Regions from separate parts of the Homo sapiens genome. Here region 2 is linked to region 1. Evidence: read pairs that join two places in POLR2A ChIA-PET (ENCODE). Cell type or tissue: Panc1. All regions are shown on one strand. Each heading gives the region's core, and the rest is flanking DNA. Links, peaks and the distances in the headings are about the cores only. Region 1 overlaps FAM193B (family with sequence similarity 193 member B). Region 2 overlaps LOC100128340 (a long non-coding RNA gene).

Region 1 (14,971 bases), core at 8,445-12,444:
ACCAAGGGCCCTTCACCTCGCTCCCCCAGCACCACACAGATTTCACAGAAAAGTTTGGCTGCTAAAAAAAAAAAAGTTTGACAACTGCTGGTGTGGAGGGAATGATATGGAACCATATACACTCTGGAAGCCAGAGGAGAAAGCACAGAAACACACACTTTCTGCTCTGTACCGTCAGCACTTCCCATAGATGTCTCCTTTAATCCTCGCCACTGTCTTTGCTGCATCATGACCCTCTGCTTATAGGTGAGAAACCTCGACTTTGGAAAGAACAGGAGGAGGAGGTGGCTAGGAAGTGGCAGAGCCAGGACAATACACCCAGGCCTGATCTTCAGAAGTTCCTATGTTTCTCAATTCCATCTGACAACCATTTACCGACCATTGAGGCTGTGAGGCAGCAGGCCAGGCCCTGTGAGTTTAGCGTACGTGAGACATTCTCTGCCTCGCTGACTTCAGTCTGCTGAGGGAGACAACAGCAAACAGCCTGTTGAATTCAGAGTGACAGTGACAAGTGCTGCATGGAAGAAAGCACGGGGTGATCTGGGAATCTAGAGGAGATGCTCCCAACACAGACTGGTTCACCAGGGAGTGCTTCCTGGAGGTGGGAGGATCTGCACTGAGCACAGAATGGGGAGTGGAATCATCCCGGAGGCAGTGAGACAAGCATTTTCTAGAGAGAAGGAATAGCAAGTGGAAAGGCTGGAAATGGGAAAGCTCAGTATCTTCTGGGAATGCAAATCATTCAGAGGTATAGCTGTAGCCCAGATTTTTTGGGGGATGTGGGGGTTGGGTGGGGCAGGTGGGCAGGAAGGTCAGAAAGGAGAGGCTGAGAGATAAAGCTGGCAGGGGCTGATCGTGAAGGGCCCTGCAGGCCCTACAGTGTTTGTGCCCGAGGGCAATGTCCAGCCACTGATGGCTTTTAAGGTAGTGGCAGTAGGGTGGAGAGCGGTGGACTGGTCTGAGCTATCAGCGATGTGGCATGGATAGGGCTTTTGGTGCTGGGTAGGGAGACAGAATGAGAAAAGTCAGAGAAACATTGATGGCCACTATGGCTGCCACAGCAGCCCCACTGCCTGAGAACTCACATGTGCCAGGCACTCTGCCTAACCTTTCCATGCATCGCTCCATTTCATCCCTGCAACAATCTACGACTTAGGTTCTGTTATTCTCATTTTATGGATGAAGAAACTGAGGCTTAGAGGTTAAGTGATTTGCCCAATGTCATACAGCAAGTGTGGCAGAGCCAAGTGTCAAACTGAGATCCAGTTCCAGGCATGCTATTCCAGGTCACTATGATGCACTCCCCAGGCGGGCGCCCAGTGCTCCGGCTCAGGCAACAGGGTGGGAGGCGGTGCCATTGACTAGACAGACAACAGAGAAGGGAAAGCAGGCCTGTTCGGAGAAAGACAACAAGCTGAACTTTGGATGTGCAGAGTCTGAGATACCTGTGGGACGTCCACAAGGAGGTGTCCAGTAGCAGTTGGAGACGTGGATGTACAGGGTGGGGAGGAAACACTATTGGGCTGTTTCTAGATGGCATCTCTTTCCCAGGGAGATGTCCCCATGAAGGAGGGTCAAGTGGAGGACGAGGAGCTCACAAAGGAGACAGAAAGGACGTCAGAGGGGCAGGCAAGACATCTGGAGAACATGGCACTCCCCTTGCCCTTTCCTGCCTGGCTGAGGACAGAGGAGCCCAAAGACAATGTGTGAAAAGGACAAACACAAATGCCAGATATTCTCTAGTGGACTAACACGATAGGAACAGCAGAGGAGGATGGATTTGGCAACAAAAAAGTCACCGGTGACTCTGGAGAGGGTGTGGGTAGAAAACCGCCTGCAATGAGCTAATGGGTGGAAGGGAAGACAGTGAATGCAGACATCATTTTTCAAGAAGTGTGGCTGTGATGAGAGGAAAGAGGCTGGGGAGGGGTTGAGAGAGAGGTAACAGGCTCAAGGAGCAGTTTGCTTCCAAAAAAGAGAATGGTGGACACAATGAAATGTGGACGGGAACAGCATGGAGGAGAGGCTAAGCTAGACCAGGAGCCTGCTGCTGGGCTGAGGGGTCAAGAAAGTACCGCACAGGCCTTAGGCGGGAAAAGGGTGACTCTCATGACAAGGAAGAAAGTATGTTTGCAGGTGGGAATGGCAAAACAGTGGGAGAATCCCTGTATAATGGCTTTTTTCCTCATTGAAATAAAAAGTGAGGCTATTTGCCAAAAAATAAGGTGTGGGCTCGGAAGGCCTAGCGGTTTGAGAAGACTGGAGGCCTGACAGAAGGACTGTGGGGAATGGACGTGCTAAGGTACAGGAAGCCCAGGGAACCATGAGAGGCCCGCCTGGCGACACGGGAACTCGGCAATCGGGAGCCCACGTGGCTGGCTGCCACAGATTCACTCATGTGCTTTTCTTGAGCTGTAGAAAGGGAGAGCCAGGCTGGGGTGGAACCCAGGGCTGCAGTGTTTCTGAGTGGGTCTGAAGGAAAGACAGCGGGACAAGGAATTGAGTACTGGTGAGTGAGTGAGTGAGTGATGGGTCAATTTGCCTGCCCTCCTACCAATACTTAGCAATGCTTACTCCATTCAAGTGAGTGAGAAACGGATTGACCTGGGAAGAAGAGAACGGGGCAGGAGAGTCTTCAGTGGATGTGGAGGAGTGGCAGGAGGTCACAGATGACAGAGCCAGGGGTGCAGTTTTTAAGAAGCAGGGTGTCTCTCTGCTCCCTTCTCCCACTGTCAGCCCATGACTCTCTCACCTTCGTGTAGACAGAAGACACAAAGACAAGGTGAGAGTGTCACGGGCTGGCAGTGGGAGAAGGGAGCAGAGAGACACTGAGCTCTTTCCATTTCCTGAGGCGGGAGAGAAGGAGCAGCTGGGCTTTGGTGGAGAGCCAGACTGTGAAGTCCAGGAGGTGGAAGGAGACAAGGGAGGAGGCTGCTGTCTACAGAGATAATGACCATAATCACTTGATGCATCACGCTGCCACTGTGTGTCTGTCCCTGCCTGCAGCCCCACGACTAAGTCTGGAAAGGCAGGGCTGCCTGGTTCTGCCTGGGCCTGCCAGACAGGAGCTGTGCAGTGTGGGATGAGTGAGCAGAGCCTCCAGATATATGAGGTAGGTTGGGAGTACAGTGGAAGTTACCCAAGGATGGCTATGAAGGAGGAAACAGCTGAACTGAACTTGGAAGGAAAGTTTGTCAGAAGAAAAGGTGAGAGAAGATAGCATTATCAGTAAAGGGGAAGAGACATCTGAGCACACATATTTACGAAAAGCACATCAGACTTGGGAACTGCCGGATGTGCTCTCTGGGGACCTAACTGGGAACCACTGTCCTAAGAAGCCAGGAAAGGCCAGAGACTACTGCAGCCCACTGAACCTTTCTGGCTAGGTGACTGCATGGGAGAAAGACAGTGCTGACCACCTTCAGAAGGCAGCGGTGGGACCCCTTGGCTCACTACTTCAGGCGGCGGGAGAAGGATCCTGGTTGTCCTTGGGGCTGAAAAAGGATGGTGAATCACTTCTGCTTTCCAAAGCACTAGGGCTGTTTGACCACCCAGGAACTGGAACTAGCTGGTTGTTACACCCAAATCTCTTCGGATGCTGGGCTCCTAAACGTGTCACTGTGCAGATGCAGTTGGGAGTAGGCAGGTGAAGAGGTAAAGAAGCCACAAGGGACAAGCCATCAAGCTCTGGGGCTCATCTGGCAGGAGGGCTGCCGAGGAATAGATCACCAGGTTCTGTCCTCAGTCCCGAGGCCTGGTTCATTCCCCTGGCTTCAATTACATCTCTGCGCTGGTAAATGCTAGCCCTGCACTTCTCCACTTAGATGTCTCACGGGAACCTTCGAGTCAACATGCCTCAACTGAATTCACTGTCTTCTGCAAATCCCATCCTGGCTCAGTGAAAGGCACCACCATCTTGCTGGTCACCAAGCAAACACCTGGGAGACATCCCTGCCTCCATCTCCCTCTCCTGCCATCAGATCAAAGGCCCATCACTTCAGCTTCCTCTGAAAATCCCTCTCTTCTTCTCTGGCCCCACAATCAATCATCTCTCCCTTGGCCTGCGTTTCCTGCCTGAGGCATCGAACTCGAGGTCTTCCTGCCTGGAATCCTCCAAGCTACCTTCCATTTGGCCACGGCATAATCTTAGGATGCAGGTGTGACCAAGTGCATGCTTTGATTAAAACCCTCAGTGACTTCTCTCACCGGTAGGATAAAGCCACAGCTCTTCCGCAGGGCCTCAGAGGCCCTCCCTCAACAACACTGTCCATCCTGCCTCTCTTCTGCTCAGTTTTGGCTGTCAAGCTGCTGTGGAATGTGCCGTGCCTGCTGCCAGGAGGGCCCTCCTGAGGAGTCTGTACTCACAGTCAGCCTCTTGTAAAGCCATTTCCAGGCAGGATGGGGGACTTCCCTCATCCCAGTACTTGTCACATGCTAATATGCTTGTCCAGTTTTGTGTCAGTCTCCCCACTGGACAGCTTCTTCTGGGTGAGAACTTAACTGTGTCACACTTTGGCTGCCAGTATTTGTAGAAGTGTTTGCTGAATGAATAAATGACTGACTGAAGCAAGTCCTCAGCTTGGAGGAATCCAGCAAGCAACTTCTCAGGCCATGACACGTTTTTTCCTCCAGTTATTTGCCCCCAGGATCCCTGACCCTGATGCCTCCCAAACTCATTCAGACCTTCCCAGAACAGTGAGCCAAGCTGAGGCCTTTGGCAGCCAGCATCATTCATGCCCCAGAAGTCCTGGGGGTTGGGGCGAGGGTCCTCAGGGAGGAGAGACGGCAGAGCTGGGCTCTCCCTACACCCACCTTCTTTTTCAGCTTGTGCCGGGCCCGCTTGGCGGCCCTGGCGCTGTTGGGGACTTTGGGCTCCGTGCTGTTGATGAATTCCAGCAGCTCATCCACATCTCGGTGGTCCACGGCGGGCTCCCCAGGGATCCCGCCCAGGGTGCCCCCCTTCATGGGCAGCTCCTCTTTCCGCCTGGTCAGCCTCGAGCGGAGCTTCTCCCGGATCTCGGTATAGTTCCGACTCGTCGGGGCAGCGGGTGGCTGGGGGTGGGGGGGAGGTGCTGACATTACACCCTGGGCCTGGGGGGCCCACAGCACTCCCTCCCACGGGCACCAAGTATGTGATGAGAAGCAAGACAACTGTTCTCTCTACCATTAGCCACCAAGGCCACATGGCTTCACCCTCTCAGCCAGGCTGAATCCAGGCGGCAGTGGGTGAAGGGACTAGGAGGGAACAGGGCAGAGCTGGGCAAACACTGACTGGGGAGCCAGAAAAACAAGTTGGAGCCCGGGCTTCGTCACTGGGAAGCTGTATGACCTTGGGCGAGTCACCGAGTCTTTGTGAGCCTCAATTTTGTCATCTCTAAAATGAGGATAATAACCCCTAGCTCAAAGGTGACTAGCAATTTAATTACTTTCATTTCTTCTATCCTCAGCTGCTCTACCCTAACCAGCGGCCCTCTCCTCTTCACCTTATGAGACTTCTGCACTGCTTCCTCCCCCTGGCCAGAGCCAGCATGCCCTCTGATCTGAGCCTCCTTCCTGGCGCCGTCTGTGCTCACGGCCTGTCCCTCGGCTGGCTGTCACACTTGGGGGACTGAGAGCCTTTTTGCTTCCACTCTGCCTTCATCACTCCCAAGCGTTCACTTCTCTGGGATTACACACGTATACATACTCATCAGAATCATAGCTTTCTCTCTGCCATTTCCTTTCCTTTTGCCTAAGGAAAAAAAGTCAATCTTAAGAGAAACCATGAGAAGAGCAAAGGTAGCAAAATGTTTAAAAACCCCTACCTCACAAATGTGCTGTGAGGATCAAGCGAGCAGACGCAGGTGCAAGGACTCACGGCCCCAGCACGGTAATTACCACCGTGAGCAACGGGGTCTCTGGGGAGAGCAGGGTGCTCCTTTTGCTCACCTTGGCTGGCCCCCAGCCCTCTCTAGCCTGGGCAGGCTCACTCACCGCATTGTGGCCGAAGAACTCACAGTAGCAGCAGTCACAGAACTTCCCATCTCTCTGGTGGGTGGAGGATGAGGTGCAGGAGCTTCGCTCAGAGCTGCTATCCTCTTCCTCACCCAGCCCCTCATCTGCCTCGCAGGGCTGGGGCAGCTGGCAAGCCAGGCCACTGTGTGCAAACTTGTGCCCCTTGCACCCGGGATCCCTGATGATGGGGAGGAAGGCCCAGAGGTGAGGCAGGGTGATGCAGAAACCCAGGAAGCATCCCAACCACCACCTGCCATCCTGACCGCCCTTCACTTGCCCCACTCCACAGAGGTCCCAGGTGGTCCAACTACATTGCACCTCTCACCTGAACAGGGCGAACACCTGCACTGTCCCTCAAGGCCCATCCCAAACACAAATGTGGCTCTTCTGGAAAGGTTTCCCCACGCCTCCCCTGCCTGCACCCACCATGCACCCCTTCTCAGGTTACTGTGCACACGTCACTCCATCTTCTGCTTATTGTGCGTCACTGTCATGGTCTGTTTGCGCATTTGTCTCTCAAACTGGACTGCACGCCTCAAGGGCAGGGGCTGTGTTGCTTCAGTTTTTGGGTCCCAGTGTGTAGCATAACAACCCTGCACACAGCAGGTGCTCAATAAATAGGCCTGAACCCATTAGTGGGCTGAAGGCTCCTCTGGAACACTCAGGGCTATCCATGAGGCCAGTCTCCTTTCACTTTCTAAGGTGCTTCTGAGCAGACTCTGGTGCTCTGGAGTAGATGGGTGGAGCTGCCTTAACCACAGGGCACGGAGTTGAGAAAAAGCAAGTGACTTCTGGGACACCAACTATAAGAGCCACTGTTTGTGCCAGGTTCTAGAGTCGGCATTTTTTTTTTTTTTTTGAGACGGAGTCTTGCTGTGTCGCCCAGGCTGGAGTGCAGTGGCATGATCTCGGCTCACTGCAAACTCCGCCTCCCAGGTTCACGCCATTCTCCTGCCTCAGCCTCCCGAGTAGCTGGGACTACAGGCGCCCGCAACCACGCCCGGCTAATTTTCTTGTATTTTTAGTAGAGATGGGGTTTCACCATGTTAGCCAGGATGGTCTCGATCTCCTGACCTAGTTGATCCACCTGCCTCGGCCTCCCAAAGTGCTGGGATTACAGGCGTGAGCCACTGCGCCCGGCCTTGGCATATTATTTCTAACCATCCCCCAAGTCCTCCAAAATAAGTGTCATTATCCCCACTTTGCAGTGGTAGAGAGTGAAGCTGAGTACTTGACTGCTTTGCCCAACAGGTGGCCAGGACTCAAGGATGCAAACAGACAGTGACAATGATGCACGATAAACAGGAGGATAAAGTGAGATGTGCACAGTGCCCTGAGAAGGGGTACATGGTGGGTGCAGGCAGGGGAGATGTGGGGAACTCAAGCCCACGTTTCTCTCTATGCAAAGCTCATATTCTCTCCACTGTATTGTTCTGCCTCTGGATTTCAGGAAGCACTGGGATATCTTGTAATACAGAGTATTTTCCCAGGGTAAGAATGAGACATACGCCTGAAACATCCCATAATTTGAGCCAGGAAGAGCTGAAGCCTTAGGCTGGGCCATGAGCAGCTGAAGCACCCATTGGGCTGGTCCCAACGCTGGGCTGAGGCTGAGGTGGCAGGGGAACTGAGAGCAAGGACGGAGCTCAAGGAGCTGTGTGGAGGCCCAGCTTCCAGGGCAGTCCAAAGCAGCCCTCTCTGCTGCTAGAAAGGATGCTAAGCATGTGACGTGGATTAAAAAAGATGGTGGCAGGAATCATTATCAGTGGTGCTTACAGAAGTTTGTTCTAAACCAACCATTCATTATCTATTGCATTAGCAAAACTGATTTTTTTTTTTTTTTTTTGGAGACGGAGTCTCGCTCTGTTGCCCAAGCTGGATGGAGTGCAGTGTTGCGACCTCGGCTCACTGCAACCTCCGCCTCCCAGGTTCATGCGATTCTCCTGCCTCAGCCTCCTGAGTAGCTGGGACTACAGACACACGCCACCATGCCCAGCTAATTTTTTTTTTTTGTATTTTTAATAGAGATGAGGTTTCACCATGCTGGCCAGGCTGGTCTGGAATTCTTGACCTCGTGATCTGCTCACCTCAGCCTCCCAAAGTGCTGGGATTACAGGAATGAGCCACCGCGCCTGGCCAGCAAAATTGATTTTATTTTCTATTTTGAGACTGGCTCTCACTTTGTTGCCTAGGCTAGAGTTCAGTGGCACGATGTCAGCTCACTGCAGCCTGTATCTCCCAGGCTCAAGCGATCCTGTCCCACTTCAGCCCCCGCAACCTAAGTAGCTGGAACTAGAGGCATGCACATTATGCCCCACTAGTTTTTAAATTTTTTGTAGAGACAGAGTCTCATTATGTTGCCCTTGCTAGTCTCCAACTCCTGGGCTCAAGCAATCTTTCTGCCTCGGCCTCCCAAAGGGCTGGGATTATAGGCATGAGCTGGGCACCAGGCCACAAAATTGATTTTAGAAAAATTAAAATAGTGTGCTTGTGAATATGGGAAACCAGCACTCATTGGTGGTTACATCAGTTTGGAGACCCCTTTGGATAGCAGTTTTTCAATGTGTATTAAGAACCCTCAAAGAGAACAAAAAACACCTAAACAGCCTTTAACTAGTAACTTTTTTCATTCTGAGAACTTGATTCCAACAAGAAAAATCCAAAAGAGGAAAAAGGCTTTAAGAAAAGACATCTTTAGAGACACTGTTGGTAATGTTAAAATGTCCGAATAACCCAAATGCTCAGCAACTAGAGAACAGTAACATGAATTGCGGTCGATGTTCTCCAGCCTTTGAAGCTAGAGGCTAAGAACACCACAAGAGAACACAAATATGCTGAGGAGGCAACGCTAAGTGAAAACCGGCGGGTGGCAGACTGCAGACACTGTCAACCCGGCATGTGCCAGACACAGGAGACTTTCCAATAGGAAGATAGAAATGCATGATAAACACAGATCTGATTTCTAACATAAAAATATACCTCTATCTTCTCCAAAGAATTCTCTTTCAAATATATGTTAGTATAACCTTTCTTAGTACTTAAGAGTTACTTCTAGGAATCTCCCTGAAGGACATGATTTCTCATTCAAACAGATTTAGGTGCAGGGATGCTTATTACAGTCTCATTCATTATGGTTAAACAACTGGAAATGCCTAGATATCCAGGAATAGGGGAATGATAAAGTATGCTTGAGCTATACAGTAAGACATTATATGACTATTGAAAAGTTTCTTGAAGAATTTTAACTGGGGAAATGATCATGACATAATGTTAAAAAATTACTACTACACGAAAGGTATATCAAATATCTAAGTATGTTATTTATATACAGAAACATGGTGAAAATATACCACAGTGGTAGAAGTTTAGGTTGTGAAGACATTTTTTTCCTTATACATTTCTGAATTGTTCCAAGTTAAAACAAAACAAAACACAAAACAAAAAAACCCCACATACTATTTTTTTTTTTTTTTTTAAAGCTCTGTCACCCAGGCTGGAGTGCAGTGGCATGATCAATGCTCACAGCAACCCTAAACTCCTGGGTTCAGGCAATCCTCCTGCCTCAGCCTCCTGAGTAGCTAGGACTACAGTTGCATGCCACCATGCCTGGCTAATTTTCAAAATTTTTTGTAGAGAGGGGGGTCTTGCCATGTTGCCCAGGCTGGTCTCAAACTCCTAGGCTCAAGTGATCTTCCTGCCTAGGACTCCCAAAGCGCTAGGAGTATAGGTGTGAGCCACTGTGCCAGGCCAAAACACATACTTCTTTACAATTGAAAAATAATGAAAGGAAAGACATAGTCTACTTTTTAATTGCCACCTCAAAGTTAACCCCAAATTTTCCAAAATTCTAAGTTCAAGTGGGTAGCGAGTTTGCCCTTCATGCAGCACACTTACCTGTGAGTGCTAGGGAGTGGCTGAGAGCTCGGGGGTGGGAGGAGAGGCCCACTGCAGTGCCCACCACAGTGCCCGCTGCAGGGGTGGCTGCACCCCGAGAATGGTGGGGGCATCTTCAGGAGCGGCATGCTGGTGGAGGGTAGATGGGAGCTCTGACATGGCCCTGGAGTGTGGGGGGCAGTGGCAGCAGCAACAGGGCACTCTGAAGCCTGGGCAGGGAAAGGTGCTGCCGGGGTGGTGGGCAGCAGGTGTGGGTGGGGTGGGGAGCCAAAGGAGCTGGGGTGAGACGGGATTAGAGATGCTGGCTGCGGGTGGTGGCCGGTGGGGCTGTTAGGGGGAGCAGTGAGGTCTGAGTGCTGGTGGTGCTCCGAGACGGGGAAAGCCTCACCTGTGGGCAGAGGGAGGAGAAAGGGGTCAGAATGGGAGCCCAGACCTGGGAAGGAAAGCCCACAGGCTCACTGCCACAGCATCCTGCTTCTGTGACAAGAGGGCACAGCCTCTCAGCACAGGGGACCCTGGAGCTGCAGAAGATTCTGTGTGGGCAGCAACACAGCTGAGCAGGCTCAAGGAGCCCAGGCCCAAGCAAGAAGGTACTAGGAATGCTGATTCCACACAAGGCCCCATGCCTTTTCTGCAGCATGAGCAGAAGATATGCATTCTGTCTCTGAGGGTCTCTCTAGGATCTGCTTGTACACAGGTGCTCCTCAGGCCTGGAGGATGATCTGCAGAAGCCAGTGGAGCAGCAGGCCCAGGCTCTGCCTCTGTGCCACGTGTACCACAGCAGCAGGGCATGCCAGACCCCTGAGGGCCCCAGATTTCAGACAAGTGGGAAAAAGGTTCTGATGACTCTCTAGCTTATGTACCAAAATTAATGGAATTATATACTGCTCAACACTCATAATTCTGGGAGCAGACCCACTTTGAAGAACTCAGCTCCTTCATTTAGAAGTATGACAGTAAATCATATTTACATAATAAACCAATAACCCAAGAGTTTTGTCTCTGGGTCTCTGAGAGTTATTTCAGGGTCAAAGAAGACTTACACAGCTGCTAAATTAGCTAATAACTATTACGGCTTACACTGCCAATCTCTTGGGCATTTAAATTCAGTGCTTTTATACCCATCCCTTAGGTGGGGAAATCAAGGCCTAGGAAGACAAGGTTGCCCAGGTCCTCTGTGGTGCTGCAGGGGTCAGGTGATCTAAGTCCTATGACTCCACTTTCTACTCAGACAGACCTCACCGGATGCCCTCTTGATCCAATGTGAACTACCAGAGCCAATGACAACTTTGAGAGGCAAACGTTTTTCTATTAGCAGTATTTTTCAAGTTCAGAGTTGTGGGGAAAGGAGTTCCAGAAATAGTCAAGGTCTAAGCTGCCCCTGCTTCCACCAGAACAGTTCCACTTTTACTTATTTTAGTAACCAGTCTTATGATTTGTTTGAACAAAGTGGATAGGAAAACACAGCTGTCCACATTTATAGGGCCTGGCTCTCTCCCGAGCCTGGAGACTCACCGGGGATGGTAGGAGGACTCCCAAGAGAGCTGCCTGGCATGGCCCCACTGGAATGTGGGGAATTCCAGAGGCCCGAGAGCTTATGTGCCGACAGGAACGAGCTAGGATCCCAGTCTCCCGAGTTCCCAGGGCAGGAAGAGGAGGACGAGGATGAGGATGATGAGGAGGAAGACGAGGACGAATGAGAGTCATCTCCACAAGACTGTGATTTGCAGGATGTGTGTGACAAGGAGATCTGGAGAAGGGGGAGGAAAAAGGCTCACGGTCAAACAGCAAACATCGGAGCTGACCCTCTGCTGCCTCAGCTTTTCCTGAGGGAGCTCCTTCTCCTCCAGACCATGTGCCATAGCAAAAACACAATTAATACAACTCCAGCTATAAGAACAAATGAGGGCCAGGCCTTTGCTGGGAAAGGGCTGCGGTGGTCCCACTTACATGCAATGTGTGGAGACTGGGGAGAGAGACTCTGGTAGGGGCAGAGACTGCCTGTGAACTGCGGGCCTTTGGGGAGTAGAGAGCGGCCAATGACAGGAAGGGCCTTTTGACCAGGAGTCCTGAAGCTAAACTGTTCCTGGGTAAAAGGGAAGATCTGCAGCGACGTGAGAAATGAGGAAAGTCTGGCCATCGTGATTCATGAAACAGCAGACTTAGATGACTCCCAAGTGTCTGTCCTTCTAACTAGGGCACATTTCAGACCCTCAAACTCATCTCTGTCTCCCATGTCATACTGGTTGGCTTTCAAGCTGCCACAGAGCCGAAGGCAGCAGGCTCGTGATCTACCAGTACCTATGAGTGGGCCCTCATCCTGTGCACAGACCACCCTGAGGGACTGACCGGTGGGCTGCCAGAAGTTTCTCTTCTTCCCCCAAATCTGAACTTGAGCTGCCAATGCTGTGCCAGTGCAGCCCAGAAGTCTCTCAGTGCCTGGGCATGGGAGCTGCCCAAGGAGAGCCACCTGAGGACAGGGAACAGCCTGACTTCCTTGGGGAGGAGCCCTCCTGCATTCAGGGACCCCTGTCAGCGGTTACCTACCGCCACTGCATGTTCTCGACCTGTCTGCCTTTCATCTTCCTCCATGCTCTTTCGGCAACTCTGGCAGACCCACAGAGGCATCTCGCCTAGGAGATTCTTGACGAGCTTTGGCATGAAGTCAGGGGGCAGCTTCTCACCCTGCAACACCAGTCCATTTTGAGAAGGGCCTTCTTCCCAGCCTTTGCGTTCCCGGTGACACAGCAGGCAGCAAGTCTGCACAGGCTGGCTGGAGGCGGGGGGGACCTGTCCAACAGACAGAAACAGGGTTTCCCAGGAGGGGAAAGGCTCTCCTTCAAAATAATAGTAACAATATTAGTAATGCCACTTATTACGTGCCAGGCACTGGGTTAGGCACTTTTTAGACATAATTAAAATTTAGTCCTTGTAACAGCTCTGCAAACGAGGTGTTCTTATTCCCATTTTTTAAGATGAAGAAACAGATTTCAAGAAGTTAAATGAGTTGCCCAAGGTTAAAAGCTAGCGAGTGGTTGAACCCTAGTGAGTCTGGCTCCAAAACTCATGCTCAAATATCCTAATTCTCTGACATCCCCAAATCTTAAAGGTTAAAGAGAAGATGGCCCTTCCCTCTCTGGCATGGCTGGGAGTGTCCACAATTCTTGGGCTGCCTGTACAGCCCAGGGACCAATGCCCATCTGGAAGGAAAGAATGCTTTTAGTCAGTGGACAGTTTAGGAGAATGTGTGGGTTTTCTGAAGAATTGCACAATTCCCTTAGGATCGCAGCAACATTTTGGAGGAGGCGTTTGTACAGCTAGTCAGAAAGCATCAACTCAATGGGAAATTGTGTCAGAGGGAAGGTAAGGCTCTGGTTGGTGCTCCTGAGAGGTAGTGAGTATGGTGAAAACAGTCTGGGCTTTGAAATCAAACAGATATGCATTCTAATTCCTGCCTGAACACATACTGGCTGGGTGACCTTGAGCAAGTTATTTAACTTCTCTGGGCTCCAATTCCTACCTACCTTGCAGAGTTGTTGTAAGGATCATCACTGCGTAGCAGGTAAAGTGTCTACCCTGTGTATGCCCATAGCATAGGCCCAATACAGTCATTATTTGGACTTTTTTTTTTGCCTTCTGTGACAAACTTGCTTAGAAATATAACTCAGGCCGGGCGCGGTAGCTCATGCCTGTAATCCCAGCACTTTGGGAGGTCCAGGTGGGCGGATCACGAGGTCAGGAGATCGAAACCATCCTGGCTAACACAGTGAAACCCCGTCTCCACTAAAAACACAAAAAAATTAGCTGGGCATGGTGGCAAGCACCTGTAGTCCCAGCTACTCGGGAGGCTGGGGCAGGAGAATCGCTTGAACCTGGGAGGCGGAGCTTGCAGTGAGCCAAGATCGCGCCACTGCACTCCAGCCTGGGCGACAGAGCGAGACTCCGTCTCAAAAAAAAAAAAAAAAAAAGAAAAACAAATATAAGTCTGTAGGTTTGCTTTCACATTGAGGGGTCCTGACTGGGAGACTGATTACATTTAATGCCTCCAATTAATAGCTTCCTATATCCTACAACTTTGTATCTGCCCCCACTCTGACACTGGGCTTGACTATGTCACTTTGGCCAATGGGATGTTAGCAAATAGGCTGCCAGCCATAAACCTGAAAGGTGTGTATACATTTCCACTTGTTTCCATGCACGGCTGGGCTTGCTCACTCCTGAACCTCTGCCATGGCCTGAGAGCGAGACCAGGCTAGCTGCTGGAGGGATGTGAGAGACTTGTGGAGAAAGCAAAGTCTTCCCAGCTGATTGGCCAGCTGATCAGAGAAACATGAGTGAGCCCAGCCGAGAGCAGACTCATGAGAGATAGAAAGTGGTATTGTTTTAAACCACTAGGTTTTGGAGGTGGTTTGTTATGCAATGGTAGTTAACTGACATACCTTCCAAACTTACCCAACACTGGGTAACATGTGTCTGCAGAGGCCTACGGGAATAATAAGGGTATCACCCTCATCCTACCAATAAGATAATGCCATCATTTTTCTCCCGTGAAATTACTTTCTCATAATGAGTTAGCATTAGGGTATCCTTAAACCTCTAATGTTACCATTACACTGACTTGGGTCCTTGGTTTCTCAAAAAAGAAAGGAACCAAACAGTAGTACCAGAAGCATAATGAAACTTTCGGAAGTACAAGGAACTTAGAAAAAGAGTACCAGAGAGACAGAAATTTTACATGTGGAACTCACAAAAGATACAGCCTAAATCAGTGTCTGCCAAGGGAACATTTCAATGAGCAAGACAGTTGTTTAATGGCAACTGCAGGGGTGGAAGGTGGATAGAGAAGGATGGTATTCAGAGAAATTAAGGCAAAGAGGAAACTTTCCATAGCTACGAAGTGCCACAGTAACTCTAGATAGAGTCCCTTTTCCTGCCATGATGATGACCACAAGGCGAGCACCAAGACATGTAATTTTACTACAACGGTTTCATTTCATTTGCATGCTAGGTTCGAAAGTCAGTACATACAATTAAAATCTTGTATAGTTATTCTCGAAATTCTTTTTTTTTTCTTCTTTTGAGA
Region 2 (14,971 bases), core at 4,883-8,882, 420 kb after region 1:
GAGGCTGCAGTGAGCCATGATTGTGCCACTGCACTGCAGCCTGGGTGACAGGGTGAGACTCTGTCTCTTAAAAAAAAGAGGTGGGGAATGGAGGAGGGTGAAAAGATAAATTACATGTAGAGTATAAAGAGAATTCCTGTAAGTTAATAAAAATGCATGCGGGGGCTTAATACCTAGGTGATGGGTTGATAAGTGCAGCAAACCACCATGGCACATGTTTACCTATGTAACAAACCTGCACGTTCTGTACATGTATCCCAGAACTTAAAGTAAATTTTTTTTTTTTTTTTGAGATGGAGTCTCGCTCTGTCGCCCAGGTGGATTGCAGTGGCGTGATCTCAGCTCATTGGAAGCTCTGCCTCCTGGGTTCACGCCATTCTCCTGCCTCAGCCTCCCGAGTAGCTGGGACTACAGGCACATGCCACCATGCCCAGCTAATTTTTGTATTTTTAGTAGAGACGGGGTTTCACCGTGTTAGCCAGGATGGTCTCGATCTCCTGACCTCGTGATCCACCTGCCTCGGCCTCCCAAAGTGCTGGGATTACAGGCATGAGCCACCGCGCCTGGCCTAAAGTAAAATAAATTTTTTAAAAAATTAAGAAAAAAGCTGGCAGACCAATAGGACAATGGGTGAAAGAAATGAAGAGGGACACAAAAGGGAAAGAAGAAAGGGAGGGAGGAGGGGGGAGGGAGGGAGGAGGGAGGGAAGGAGGGAGAGGAAAGAGCAAATGAACATCCAAATGGCCAAAAAGCATTTAAAACATGCTCAGCCTCATAAGCCATCAAATTTAAACCACAGTGAGAAATCAATATTACACCTACCAGAATGGCTAAAATTAAAAACACTGTTGATACCAAGTTTGGGCAAGAATGTGGAGTAACTGAAACTTCATATACTATTGGGAATGTAAAATAGCACAACTACTTTGGAAAACCCCTGGGTAATACCTACTAAAGGAGACCACACCTGTGATCCCCACATTCCACTCCTGTGCATAGACCCAAAAGAACTGTGCACTGTGCACGTGTTCACCAAATGACGTGCGACGTGCACTAGAATGTTTATACCAGCACCCTTCACAATAGCCCCAACTTCCAACAGGAGAATGGATAAGTACCTCTCAATATATTTATAGAGTAAAGTTCTTACAGCACTGAAAATGGATTAACAGCCGCCATGCACAGTTGGTGAATCTCAGCAACATAATGTTGAGCAGAAGCAGCCAGACACAAATGAATGCGTACGGCACGATTGTGTTTCTGCGAAGCCCTAAAACAGGCCAAAGAAACATCTGGTGAGAAGTCAGGATAGCGATGATCTTAGTGCTCTGGGGGAGGGTGGCTCTGGTATTATTCTATTTCTTGATCTGAGGGCTGGTGTCCCAGACGTATTCACTCTATGATAATTTACCAAGCTGCCCTCTGGGGACTGGTGGCTTCTCTGTATGAATATTACACTTCAATTAAAATAACAAAAACCTAACAGTCAAATTCAGAAATGAGTAAGGCCGGGCACGGTGGCTCATGCCTGTAATCCCAGCACTTTGGGAGGCCGAGGCAGGCAGATCACCTGAGGTCAGGAGTTTGAGACCAGCCTGGCCAACACGGTGAAACCCGTCTCTAGTAAAACTACAAAAATTAGCCGGGTGTGGTGGCACGTGCCCGTAATCTCAGCTATTTGGGAGGCTGAGGCAGGAGACTTGCTTAAACTTGGGAGGTGGAAGTTGCAGTGAGCCGAGATCACGCCACTGCACTCCAGCCTGGGTGACAGAGTGAGATTCTGTCTTAAAAAAAAAAAAGCAAACGAGCAAAGGACTTGAATGGACATTTTTCCATACTCAGCATCACTAATCATTAGGCAGATGGAAATGACAACGAGATTCCATTTCACTCCTACTACATTGACTAGTATCAAAGAAAACCCAGAAAATAACGAATGTTGGTGAAGATGTGGAGAGACTGGAACCCTTGTGCGCTGCTGGTGGGAATGTAAAATAGTGCCGCCCCTCTAGTAAACAGTAAGGCAGTTCCTCGGAAATTATACCTAGGGACGCTCCAGCAATTCCACTTCTGGGTTTATATCCCCCAAAAATTGAAAGCAAGGAAATAAAGAGACACCCATCCCTGTTGATAGCCGTGTTATTCAAAATAGATAAAAGGTGGGAGCAACTCATATCCATTGACAGACGAAGGGATCAATAACATGCGGTATGTACATACAATGGAATATTATTCAACCTTACAAAAAAAGGGTATTTGGACCTAGGCCTCAACATAAATGAATCTTGAGGACTATGCTGAATGACATAAGGCAGACACAAAAGGACAAATATTGTGTATTTCCACTCACATGAAGTACCTAGTATATTTCATAGAGACACAAAGTAGAATGTGTCTATGAAGTATACAGGGGCATGCTTGAAGTATACTAGGTCTAGTAGGAAGCCAGGGGCTGGAGGGAGGAGGGAAAGGGGAGTGGCTGTTTAACAGGCAGAGTTTCAGTGAGGATGAGGAACGACCTCCGGAGATGATGGAGGTGATGGTAGCATGCCAATTGAAGGCTCTTAACATTACTGAACACTTGAAATGATGCAGATGGGAAATTTCGTGTTACACATATTTTATCACAGTTTTTCAGGTAGTTGCCTTTTAAAAAAGTTCCTTCAGAATTTGTTTTCCTCCTTGACATGCATATTTGAACACTGGAGACAAAATTTCTGTATCGTTCTTGGTCAGCAAAATGTTTTGTAAAAGTGTCAGGAGGAGGCCAGGTGCGGTGGCTCACGCCTGTAATCCCAGCACTTTGAGAGGCCGAGGTGGGCAGATCACCTGAGGTCAGGAGTTCAAGACCAGCCTGGCCAACAAGGTGAAACCCTGTCTCTACTAAAAATACAAAAATTAGCCGGGTGTGTTGGTGCACAACTGTAGTTACAGCTATTTGGGAGGCTGAGGCAGGAGAATCGCTTGAACCTGGGAGGCGGAGGTTGCAGTGAGCTGAGATCGCACCACTGCACTCCAGCCTGGGTGACAGAGCAAGACCCTGTCTCAAAAATAAAATAGTAAAATTTAAAATTCAGGACCTCCTCACCAGAGCTATACTTTGAGTGCACAGTAGCCATATGTCTATACTGCAGAAAACATTTCCATCCTCCCAGAACCTTCTCTCATGCAGCTTCTGTGAGCCTCGCATCAGTTGTGTTCACTGAACTCATCTAACTCAAAGCACATGCATCAAAGCTGGAATTTCAGGGTTATCGGTTTGCAGGTGAGAGCCGTAATGGTCCAGTGGAAGTGTACAGCTGGAAGGGAATGTCGTCAGCTCCTCCCTCTCACCTGAAGGCTCTCGACTATGAGCCGTGCCTTGTTGACAGCCTCTGAGTCCACAGAGCACAGGGAGAATCTGAGGACACAGGACAAGGCAGGAGACCTTGTGTCCTCCACGTGGTTGCACATAGAGTAGAAGAGCTGGGTGAGTAACTCTCTGGAATCACCTTTCTGCTGATGTTTGTGTCTCTACAGATGGGCTCAAGGACAGCTTGCCTGACTGCAGCCATAAGGATGAAGCCTCTTCAGGTAGAGAAGGACTCCAGGTGGGGCCTGTGCAGAGGGTTCTTACGGGCGCAGTAGGATTGGGGCTATAAAATCAGTAAATGGAAAAGGAGCCAGGTGCAGAAGTCTGATTTATTCCTTTTTTTTTTCTTTTTCTTTTTGGAGACAGGGTCTTACTCTGTCACCCAGGCTAGAGTGCAGTCAGTGTGCCACTGTGGCTCAACCTCCGTCTCCTGGGCTCAATCAATCGTTCCACCTCAGCCTCCAGAAAGTAGCTGAGAATACAGGTGCATGCCACCATGCTTGGCTAAGTTTTGTACTTTTTGTAGAGACAGGGTTTCGCCATGTTGCCCAGGCTAGTCTTGAAATCCTGGACTCGAGATCTGTTCACCTCGGCCTCCCAAAGTGCTGGGATTATAGGCAAGAGCCACCGAGCCCGGCCTCCTTTTGTATTTTAATTAAGACAGAGTCCTAAGAGGTTGTGTTTGCATGGATGTTGTGTGTGCTCTGCTTGTCATATTCATTTCTTGCTCTGGTGTTTAAAGATGACCTTTTGCAGAAAACCAGATCTTTCCTGCCTGTGCCACAGAAAGCACTAAATCCTTGGGTTTTGATGGGATGGCATCCTTTGTGAATGGAGAACACGGGATTAGTATGTGGGTGTGGCATTTGGTGCTATGCGGGGAGTGATGTGGGACACAGCCCCTCACAGCCCCTAAGTCTCCCTGGAGACAAAGTCTCCCACGTGTGTGCCAGGAGGTGGGAGGAGTCCACCCTCTCCCTCTGCACCCTTGGGACCTGCAGCAGCACCTTCCTGTCCCGTCCTCACCATCGGCTCCGGGTTGAAAGGCACCCACAGGGTTGGATGATGCAGAGAATCCTTCCTCTGGGATGAATATGTATGCCCCGGCTGTGGAGGCACGAGGGGAAGCCCACGCTTCACCCGCCGTGGGGTCGCGAGGGGAAGCCCACGCTTCAGCATGTTTCTGGCCACTCCTCACCCAATCCCAAATCCTTGGGTTAGGAATGAAGCCTTAATTGGGTTTCATTTGAGAAGTCAGTGTCCAGCTGTCACCGAGGCCCTCCGTGGCTGGCAGGAATCCTAGGGGACATGCGTGGAGGGGCTGCTGTGTTGCTGCAGGCACTGGCTCTCACCCTCCCCGTGACCTGGCTCCAGGAATCCACCACGCCCAGGACGGGGCCACTGGGCAGCCGGCACAGGGCTCAATTTTTTGTCACGCCCTTTGCTCTGGCCTGGCAGCCTTGTCCTGTTCCCCACGCTGCCATCAGGCCCAGCGTGTTCCCTGGGTCAGGCCGGCCAGGTGCCCTTCCGCCCAGTCCTCCCACAGCTCAGGCAAACCCTGGCAGGGCCCCTTCGTTCATATGCTAACAACCACGGCTTCACCTGCGGATTAAGGCAATGGGAAAACGGGCTTTCCCTGGAATCCCGTTCTGTCCTTGCCAATCATTGAGATGCTAGTGGGATTCTTGTTAGGCTTGAATAGTTTACATTTCCAGGGTCATCCCAGGCTTTGGTCATCATCATCTCTCACAGATCCCAACACAACCCAGGCCTGTGGCCATGTCCCTGACCTAGGGTGGGATCCATGGATTTACTGGAAGGACTGGCAGTGCCCTTCTTTCCAATGTTGTTCTATTGGAGACCAGTAGCACTGGTGGAGGTTGACATGGAGAAAGGAAACGGGCATCAATCAGGAGAACAAAATCAGGCCCTAACGGTTAGAGCAGAGAGGGAAGTCTGTGCCAGGCACAGAGCATCATGGAGACAGTGGCCGCCTCCTGGGGAAAGGGGATGACACGGGCCTCCCCTCCCTGGGGAATTTGAGGGTTATGGAATTTGAAGGCTGGGAAAGCATGTGGGAAATCAGAGGCCCCTCCCTCGCTGTAGGGAGGAAGTGATCCAGGCTGTGGAGAGGACTCTAGAGATGAGCACACTAGAGCCTCTGGGGTTGGCGTCACAGCCCCAGGACAGCGGGGCCCAAATGGCCCCTCGACTCTAACTCTCCCCTTTCCTTCCCATGGCTGCCCCATCACCGCTGCTGCTCTGGACACCCTGAAGGTCATTTGGCCAATTTAATGCCGACAGAAGAGGCCACCATCTGAATGTAATTTATCTCCTCTTTCATCTCCTTTCATTCCCCTCCTCCTTTTTTTTTTTTTTTTGGGACAGAGTCTCACTCTGTTGCCCAGGCTGGAGTGCAGTGGCGTGATCTTGGCTCACTGCAAGCTCTGCCTCCCAGGTTCACGCCATTCTCCTGCCTCAGCCTCCTGAGTAGCTGGGACTACAGGCACCCGCCACCACGCCCAGCTAATTTTTTGTGTTTTTAGTAGAGACGAGGTTTAGCGTGTCTATGTGACACCCCAGGATTTTAGCAGATACACAAGTGAAAAACCATGTTGCTAAAAAGTATTTCCCATCTTCCAATTTTCTTATCATCATCTTGGAAATAAAATCTGTACGTACTTGGGAATAAAATTTATTGAATTATCAAAAATATGTATGCTAATGTATGTGAGTCATTAGCTATATCCACATTGACATAAAATTTGTGAAGACTCTTCAAAATCTCTTAAAGATTTATTTGGCTGGGCGCGGTGGCTCACGCCTGTAATCCCAGCAGTTTGGGAGGCTGAGGCAGGCGGATCATGAGGTCAGGAGATGGAGACCATCCTGGCTAACACGGTGAAACCCCGTCTCTACTAAAAATACAAAAAACTAGCTGGGCGTGGTGGCGCGCGCCTGTAGTCCCAGCTACTCGGGAGGCTGAGGCAGGAGAATGGCGTGAACCCGGGAGGCGGAGCTCGGAGTGAGCCGAGATCACGCCACTGCACTCCAGCCTGGGTGACAGAGCGAGGACTCTGTCTCAAAAAAAGGAAAAATAAAAACACGAGAACGTACTGCAGGAGAAAACAGGCCTGGCCTGAGACGGCTGTGCCGGCTTTCTGAGGCCGTGAATGGCAAGACCTCGAGACTGTCAAGAGGAGCAAGAGGAGTCGGGATTTAGCGTCAGTGATGAGGTGCGCCACTCACTGTGTGACTTCAGAGTGTTTCTGGGGAAAGAAAATGAAGTCCTGTGAAGTATGCGGAGCACCCTCAGCAGCAGCCGTGGATCTGAACAGCCTCCCAGACACAGACGCCATGGGTGTGAAGTGTGTCAGGAACAAGCGAAGTCACCCACAATGGAGAGGAACACCCTAGTGTGCTAGAACTTTTGAACCACTTTTCCTCCTGTCTTGGGTCAGGCCTCATAGCTAACCCTTTGGTGCGCGGTACTCTCTCTGGCTATTGGAGAGATGTGAGAAGCTTAAGAAAAGCAAATGAGAAGACGTGGAGCAGGCAGATGGCCGGTCCCCATGGAAGAGTCCCCATTGTGAGGCCTCCCTGGGGATCTGGCGGTGGCCACAACACACTGGCCGGTGAGATTGGTTGTGATTGTCATTGTTGTGGAAAATGATTATCATCTGTCCTCAATGGTGCCAATGCTGACTCACCTGGAGGTGGAATGATGGCCATGGTGACACTGAGGAGGGAGCGTGGCAGAGGGAATGATGGCCGTGGTGACACTGAGGAGGGAGCGTGGCAGAGGGAATGATGGCCGTGGTGACACTGAGGAGGGAGCGTGGCAGAGGGAACGATGGCCATGGCTGACATTGAGGAAGGAGCTGGCAGAGGGAATGATGGCCGTGGTGACACTGAAGAGGGAGCGTGGCAGAGGGAATGATGGCCATGGTGAAACTGAGGAGGGAGCGTGGCAGAGGGAATGATGGCCGTGGTGATATTGAGGAGGGAGCGTGGCAGAGGGAACGATGGCCATGGTGACACTGAGGAGGGAGCGTGGCAGAGGGAACGATGGCCATGGTGACACTGAGGAGGGAGCGTGGCAGAGGGAACGATGGCCATGGTGACACTGAGGAGGGAGCGTGGCAGAGGGAACGATGGCCATGGTGACACTGAGGAGGGAGCGTGGCAGAGGGAACGATGGCCATGGCTGACATTGAGGAGGGAGCTGGCAGAGGGAACGATGGCCATGGCTGACATTGAGGAGGGAGCGTGGCAGAAGGAACGATGGCCATGGTGACACTGAGGAGGGAGCGTGGCAGAGGGAACGATGGCCGTGGTGACACTGAGGAGGGAGCGTGGCAGAGGGAACGATGGCCGTGGTGACACTGAGGAGGGAGCGTGGCAGAGGGAACGATGGCCGTGGTGACACTGAGGAGGGAGCGTGGCAGAGGGAACGATGGCCGTGGTGACACTGAGGAGGGAGCGTGGCAGAGGGAACGATGGCCGTGGTGACACTGAGGAGGGAGCGTGGCAGAGGGAACGATGGCCGTGGTGACACTGAGGAGGGAGCGTGGCAGAGGGAACGATGGCCGTGGTGACACTGAGGAGGGAGCGTGGCAGAGGGAACGATGGCCGTGGTGACACTGAGGAGGGAGCGTGGCAGAGGGAACGATGGCCGTGGTGACACTGAGGAGGGAGCGTGGCAGAGGGAACGATGGCCGTGGTGACACTGAGGAGGGAGCGTGGCAGAGGGAACGATGGCCGTGGCTGACACTGAGGAGGGAGCGTGGCAGAGGGAACGATGGCCGTGGCTGACACTGAGGAGGGAGCGTGGCAGAGGGAACGATGGCCATGGCTGACATTGAGGAGGGAGCTGGCAGAGGGAACGATGGCCATGGCTGACATTCAGGAGGGAGCGTGGCAGAGGGAACGATGGCCGTGGCTGACATTGAGGAGGGAGCTGGCAGAGGGAACGATGGCCATGGCTGACATTCAGGAGGGAGCGTGGCAGAGGGAACGATGGCCATGGTGACACTGAGGAGGGAGCGTGGCAGAGGGAATGATGGCCATGGTGACACTGAGGAGGGAGCGTGGCAGAGGGAATGATGGCCATGGCTGACATTGAGGAGGGAGCTGGCAGAGGGAATGATGGCCATGGTGATATTGAGGAGGGAGCGTGGCAGAGGGAATGATGGCCATGGCTGACATTGAGGAGGGAGTGTGGCAGAGGGAATGATGGCCATGGTGACACTGAGGAGGGAGCGTGGTAGAGGGAATGATGGCCATGGTGACATTGAGTCAGCACTTATTAGGTTCCACGTGTACATGGTCAAGTTTTCCTGTGGTTTTTCTCAGAAAGGAGCCATGATCCTGCAACAGTGAAACAGGAAAAGTGCTAACAAAACTGACTCCATTTTTATTTAATGGGCTTTTTCTCATCCCTGCATATAAGCTAGCATAATTTTAGAGCGCTAAGATAAAACGCAAAAGCGGTAATCATGTAGTTTTTGCAACTAACTGTGGGATTAATGGAAAGTATGTAAACAGCTAACTGTGGTTTGTTAAAGATTTATAGGAGCATTGTGATCTGACCAAGGAGAAAGAAGGTCCCAGCCTCCTGGGACCATTGCTGGCACCTGGATGTGTGAGGTAGTCAGGTACCTGTTGATCCCAACCCTCTCCTCTTCCACCCTCCGTTGAACCAGATAAGCGCTTGTCAGTGCTGTTTTGGGAGTATTCTGCCCTGTGGTTAAATAGGTGTGAGTGCTGGAGAGTCCTGCAGCAATCTGGGGCTTTCTGGTGCTGTGAAGACAGTTACTCTAAAAGTCCTGATGCCATCTCTGCACTTGGGTACAGTCGTGTGACTCTGGGTTTATGACAGATCCTTCAGCTACCCTACCTGCCACTCCATATCTGCTGAGATTTTCTTTCTTTCTTCTTTTGTTTTTGTTTTTGTTTTGGGACGGAATCTCGCTCTGTTGCCAGGCTGGAGTGCAGTAGCATGATCTCAGCTCACTATAACCTCTGTCTCCAGGGTTCAAGTGATTCTCCTGCCTCAGCCTCCCGAGTAGCTGGGATTACAGGCGCCCACCACCACATCTAGCTAATTTTTGTATTTTTAGTAGACACAGGGTTTCACCACGTTGGCCAGGATGGGTCTCGATCTCTTCACCTCATGATCCGCCCGCCTCGGCCTCCCAAAGTACTGGGATTACAGGTGTGAGCCACCGCGCCCAGCTGAGATTTTCATAATGTGTTTGAGACATGCTGTTTATTTCTTCTTTTTTTTTTACTTTTAATTGAAATATTGTATACATAGCAAAAAGTCATTCCTGTCATAAATGTACAGCTCAATGAATTTTCATGAAATTTAATCATTAACCAGATTGAAATGAAAACCACAACAAAACCCATGACTGGAAGCCATCCCCGATAAGTCTTCTGCGGCCAGCTTCCTGTGGTGAGCCTCCCCATCAAGGGTAACTGCAGCCTCCTTGGAAATAAAGGAGATCAGGACTCCTTTTGTGTGAGCTTCATTTACTCTGTTTTGCGAGATTGGCCCACGTTGTCGCATGTGTTTAAGGATCTGTCCTTCCCGCGGGGACATAGCGTGCCAGGGCTGAAATGTCCTAGAATCTGTTCACAGGTTCTACTGTCAGTGAGGGTTTGGGTGGTTATGGCTTTGGGAGGTGATGAAAGTGCTGCTTTCCTGTGAGTGTCTTTGGGGAGCACACACGCTCTTTTCTGCCGGATATTCTCCACCCAAGGGGTCGCCGGTCATCGCAGATGTGCTTGTCCACTTTCAGCAGCTACTGACAGAGTTTCCCAGGTGGAGCGTGCAACGGATATCACGCCAGCTGAGGAAGACAGTTTGGTTGCTCCCCAGCCTCTCCAACAATTGGTATTTTCTGATGTCTTCATTCTGGCCATGCTGAGGGATGCATTAAAAGCACATAGAAAGTCCAGATGCCTCTGGGCAGCTCACAGATTCTGAATGTTGGGAGACAAGGACAACTGTCAATCTCTGTCAGTGCTAGGACTGATTCTCAGTATCTGACCCAAAACTAGGAACTGAGGCGATGGTTTGTGGTATTCGATAACGTTGTCAGCATATGCCCTAGAAGTGCTCAAATCCTGGCACATACACAACCTAGGGACGGGACAAACGTGAACTCGGCATGGTCGGTTATAGCTTGCGTCTAGCACCTTGTTTTTGCAACTCTCATGTCCAGCTGGGGTGGGGCCATGCACGGGCAGCATCCCGATGTCCCACCACCGCCCCGTCCACCCAGCTCCTCCAGAGGATGAATTACAGTGGCTTCCTAGTGGCAGGACAGATGAGGGGTCCCATCTAATGCCAGGTTAAGATTGTCTTTCTTTTTCTGAGGTAGAAGTGGTGCTTTGCTGTTTTATCAATTGAGTTCAGTTATGGAAACGTGGCCACATACATTACAGAGGTTAGCGGCTGTTTCCTCAAGGGCTTGGGAAAGAAGTCTCTTACCAAACGAGGCCTGATTCAGGAGGGCACATAAGCTGGGTTGTGTCAGGTTCTTCACTGTGCATAGAGAGCCTTTTCCTCAGTAGCAATTATTTCCTCCGTGGGTTAATAATTTTGCAACTGCTGATTGAAATAAACATGACAGGCCGGGCGTGGTGGCCTATAATCCCAGCACTTGGGAGGCCTAGGCGAGTGGATCACCTGAGGTCAGGAGTTCATGACCAGCCTCGTCAATATGGCGAAATCCCATCTCTACTAAAAATGCCAAAATTAGCCAGGCGTCGTGGCACATGCCTGTAATCCCAGCTACTTGGGAGGCTGAGGCAAGAGAACTTCTTGAACCCGGGAGGTGGAGGTTGTAGTGAGCCGAGATTGCACCACTGCACTCCAGTCTGGTTGACGGAGACTCCACCTCAAAAAACAAACAAACAAACAAAAAAAACAAAAAACAATAGACATGACAGACACATTCTCCAGCAAAAGTCTGCCCTATGACAGGAGTAGGTTTTCTCTACCCTTGCTTTTAGATTCCTTTGACTTGGCCGGGCACAGTGGCTCACGCCTGTAATCCCAGCACTTTGAGAGGCCAAGGTGGGCAGATCATGAGGCCAGGAGATAGAGACCATCCTGACCAACATGGTGAAACCCCGTCTCTGCTAAAATACAAAAAATTAGCTAGGCGTGGTGGCACGTGCCTGTAGTCCCAGCTATGCAGGAGGCTGAGGCAGAGAATTCGCTTGAACCTGGGAGGCGTAGGTTGCAGTGAGCCAAGATCACGCCACTGCACTCCAGCCTGGGGGACAGAGCAAGACTCTGTCTCAAAAAAAAAAAAAAAGAAAAAAGAAAAAAATAGATTCCTTTGACTTGACCCCTATTTATCCTCTTGTTTTATAAAGTCAACAGGAAGAAACAAACAAACAAACAACAAAAAAAAAAACCCACCTGTGCTTAGAGAACACATCGGAACCTATGGTACTGTAGTGCCTTCTTTTCTGTCACTGTAGGTGGCCTCAGAGGGGAAAATTCATGCATATTCTGCATGTGCCACTTGTGAAGGAGAAATCTAGATGATAGGGAAGGTGAGTCTTCCTTGCTGGCTTTCGTCTGGGGAGCCACCCTGACTCCAGCTTTCTGGTTAGAATGAGGATTGGTGGTGATGAAGGAACATTATTTTCCAGGTAAAGCACTGTGACCGTGTTTCCACAAGCAGTTGCGTTTCCTTTAGCTGGTATGAGTTTGTGCGCGTGGGCGGTGGGGTGTGTCTGTGTGGGGTGGGATTTGTGTGGGGCGGCCGTGTGTCTGTGCCCACGTCTGTTTCCGCTGGTGTTATACTCCGCCTAGACAGCAGAGTTGCAGGTGTAAGCTTTCTCAACAAGGAATGCCGTCCCCATTACTCCACAGCGTATATGTGGAGCCTAACCGGGTGGACTGCAAGGCAGTTCCGACCCTCACCACTCAGGGTTAGCACCAGATTCCACAACTCCAGAGCTGAGTCCCACAAAACTGCCCTTACTTCAGACACCAGCTGAACTTTGGGAGTCCCCAAGCCACCTGCACTTCTGACAAACTGGCTATAAATTCAAGGATTACCATGACTTCCTCAGGTTCAAAACTTCACTAGAAATGACTCAGAGAATTCAGAAAAGGGCTATATTTACAATTTGATTAGAAATGATCTGCATAGAGCAAGGCGTATGGGGCTGGGGGGTCCTGGATGCATGGCTTCCATGCCTTCTGTCTGGGGAATCGGGTGGCGTGCTGGGGGTGGGTTCCAGGTCACAGTTGGATTCAAAGGTTTCTTGATTGGCAGTTGGTTGAAAGGGTTAAACTCTGTCTTAAAAGTTGAAATCAGCTTCAATTAGGTAACATGGTGTGGTCGGGGGTGGGAGTTTGGGAAGTTGTGGGAGCCAAGGTTCTTGTCACGTAAATGACACTTCCAGGCAGAGGGCTTCAGAGAGGATAGACGTAAACGTCTCTTATTGGACTTAAAAGGTAACAGACTTTCTGGAAAGACCTAGTGATGGAGCCATATGCTCTACAGATTGCAAATTTCCCACAAAGAGACAGCTGTGTTGGGCCATTCCAAAAAATGTCAGAGAAATCTGTCTCGGGGTAAAATACTCAGACTTCCTTCAGGACCTGCTTTCAGGTGATGCTATACCAGAGCGCATTGGAAGTTGGGTATCTTATTGCTACAAGGCGTTTCTTCCGTCAGTCTTAGGATCTCTATTTTCATGTCACTGCTGCTCAGTTGGGTCTGAACCACAAAGGGTGGAGGGAATACTGAGGCGTGCCCGACCCCTCTTCTCCCTCATGGCCTGAATGAAGTTTTCAGGTTTATTTGGGTCCCCTTGGCTGAGAGGAGGATCCGTTCAGTTCATTGAGGGGCTTAGAAATTTAATTTTAATTTACATTGTAAAGTGTAAACATATACAATGTTGATCAGTTATACCTGAATAGAGCTGAGGGAAAAGAGAATAAAAGGAACCATGACTAACAACAATGAAAAGAAATGGAAGCTGAGTCACATTTAAAATATTTATTAATCTGTTTTCAAATAACAGAAACAAGACCATTACAGAGCAACATAAATAGCATCTTTTTGTGAAAAATATTTTCCAAAGCAAAAGTGATTTGTGGGAAAAGTGGCATTGCTTTCCCATTCTCCGAGAGTCTGTCACATCTGACAACAGGAGCTGGGACCCTGTGCCTGCCTCAGTCGGGGCACCGCACTCCCCACAGCACACAGCCTCTGGGCACTTGGCCAGGCATAGTAGCTCATACTTGTAAACCCAATTTTTTCCTTCCTCCCTCCCTTCCTTCTTTCATCTCTCTCTCTCTCTCTCTCCCCCCGCTTTTTTTTTTTTTTTTTTTAAGATGGAGTCTGGCTCTGTTACCCAGGCCGGAGCCTAATCTCGCCTCACTGCAACCTTTGCATCCCAGGTTCAAGCAATTCTCCTTCCTCAACCTCCCAAGTAGCTGGGATTACAGGCATGCAACGTGATGCCCAGGTAATTTTTGTATTTTTAGCAGAGACGGGGTTTTGCCACGTTGGCCAGGCTGGTCTCCAGCTCCAGATCTCAGGTGATCTGCCTGCCTCGGCCTCCCAAAGTGCTGGGATTACAGGCATAAGCCACCACACCTGGCCCCAGTTTTCAATCATAAGGTACTATTCCCAAAATATGAAATGCTAAATGTCTCATATCACCTTTGGCATTCAAATGTCCAACATCTCAGCGTTTTGTCTTATTAAAGACTGCAAAAATGTACAAGACTTTAAAACCATGAAATTAACTAAGTAAAACTAAGGAGACCCAAATAAAATTCAATGTACTTAAGGTTCAGTGCAGCTATAACAGAATATCTAAGACTGGGTAATTTTATTATTATTATTAATTTTATTTTTTTTTTGAGACAGAGTCTCGCTCTCTCACCCAGGCTGGAGTGCAGTGGTGCAATCTTGGCTCACTGCAAGCTACGCCTCCTGGGTTCACGCCATTCTCCTGCCTCAGCCTCCCGAGTAGCTGGGACTACAGGCGCCCGCCACCACGCCCAGCTAATTTTGTGTATTTTTAGCGGAGACAGGGTTTCACTGTGTTGGCCAGGATGGTCTCAATCTCCTGACCTTGTGATCCGCCCGCCTCGGCCTCCCAAAATCCTGCGATTAGAGGCGTGAGCCACCGCACCAGGCCAAGACTGGGTAGTTTATTTTTAAAAAAGAGGCTTTTTTGGCTCAATATTCTGGTGACTGGAAAGTCTGAGATTGGGCAGTGCACACGGTGAGGGGCTTGTGCTGCTCCAACTCCTGGCAGAACGTGGAAGGGGAAACCAGCACAGGCAAGGAGAGCACATGGCAAGAGAGGAAGCAAGAGGGTCCAGGAAGCCAAACTCACTTCCATAACACCCCACGCCTGGTAACTCATCCAGTCCCACGAGACAGCGTTCATCTATTCATGAAGGGTCTGCCCATCACCCAAATACCTCCCACTAGCCCCCACCTCCCACCACCACCACATCGGGAATCAAATTTCAACATGTGTTTTGGTGGGGACAAACCACATCCACACCGTAGCATACACCCCACCCTGTGGGGCCATGCTGCTGTGTCCTGCCCCTCCCAG

The links. ChIA-PET counts read pairs that join two places held together with the same protein. Peaks named below come from ENCODE experiments on the same cell type or tissue, not always from the same donor. Only the 100,000 strongest peaks of a DNase experiment are listed, where the experiment ranks them.
Region 2: POLR2A ChIA-PET joins it to region 1 with 6 read pairs; 2 of 35 experiments call an interaction of 5 or more read pairs at or near these places.

Annotation. Positions count from the first base shown.
Region 1 is chr5:177,526,470-177,541,440 of GRCh38, forward strand. FAM193B (family with sequence similarity 193 member B) reads right to left here. Exons shown (of 9, transcript NM_001190946.3): 2 at 12,436-12,678; 3 at 11,404-11,638; 4 at 9,889-10,276; 5 at 5,974-6,172. Among named protein-coding and RNA genes, the nearest start is that of DDX41, 17 kb to the left of the region's middle. In Panc1, for the core only: no CTCF peak of the experiment used is centred there; no DNase peak of the experiment used is centred there; H3K4me3 peaks cover 347 bases; H3K27ac peaks cover 2,888 bases.
Region 2 is chr5:177,954,090-177,969,060 of GRCh38, forward strand. It overlaps LOC100128340 (a long non-coding RNA gene), which reads left to right. Exons shown (of 4, transcript NR_149047.1): 3 at 3,520-3,573; 4 at 5,630-5,711. Among named protein-coding and RNA genes, the nearest start is that of PROP1, 35 kb to the right of the region's middle. RefSeq lists enhancers at 3,977-4,496, 12,147-12,647. In Panc1, for the core only: no CTCF peak of the experiment used is centred there; no DNase peak of the experiment used is centred there.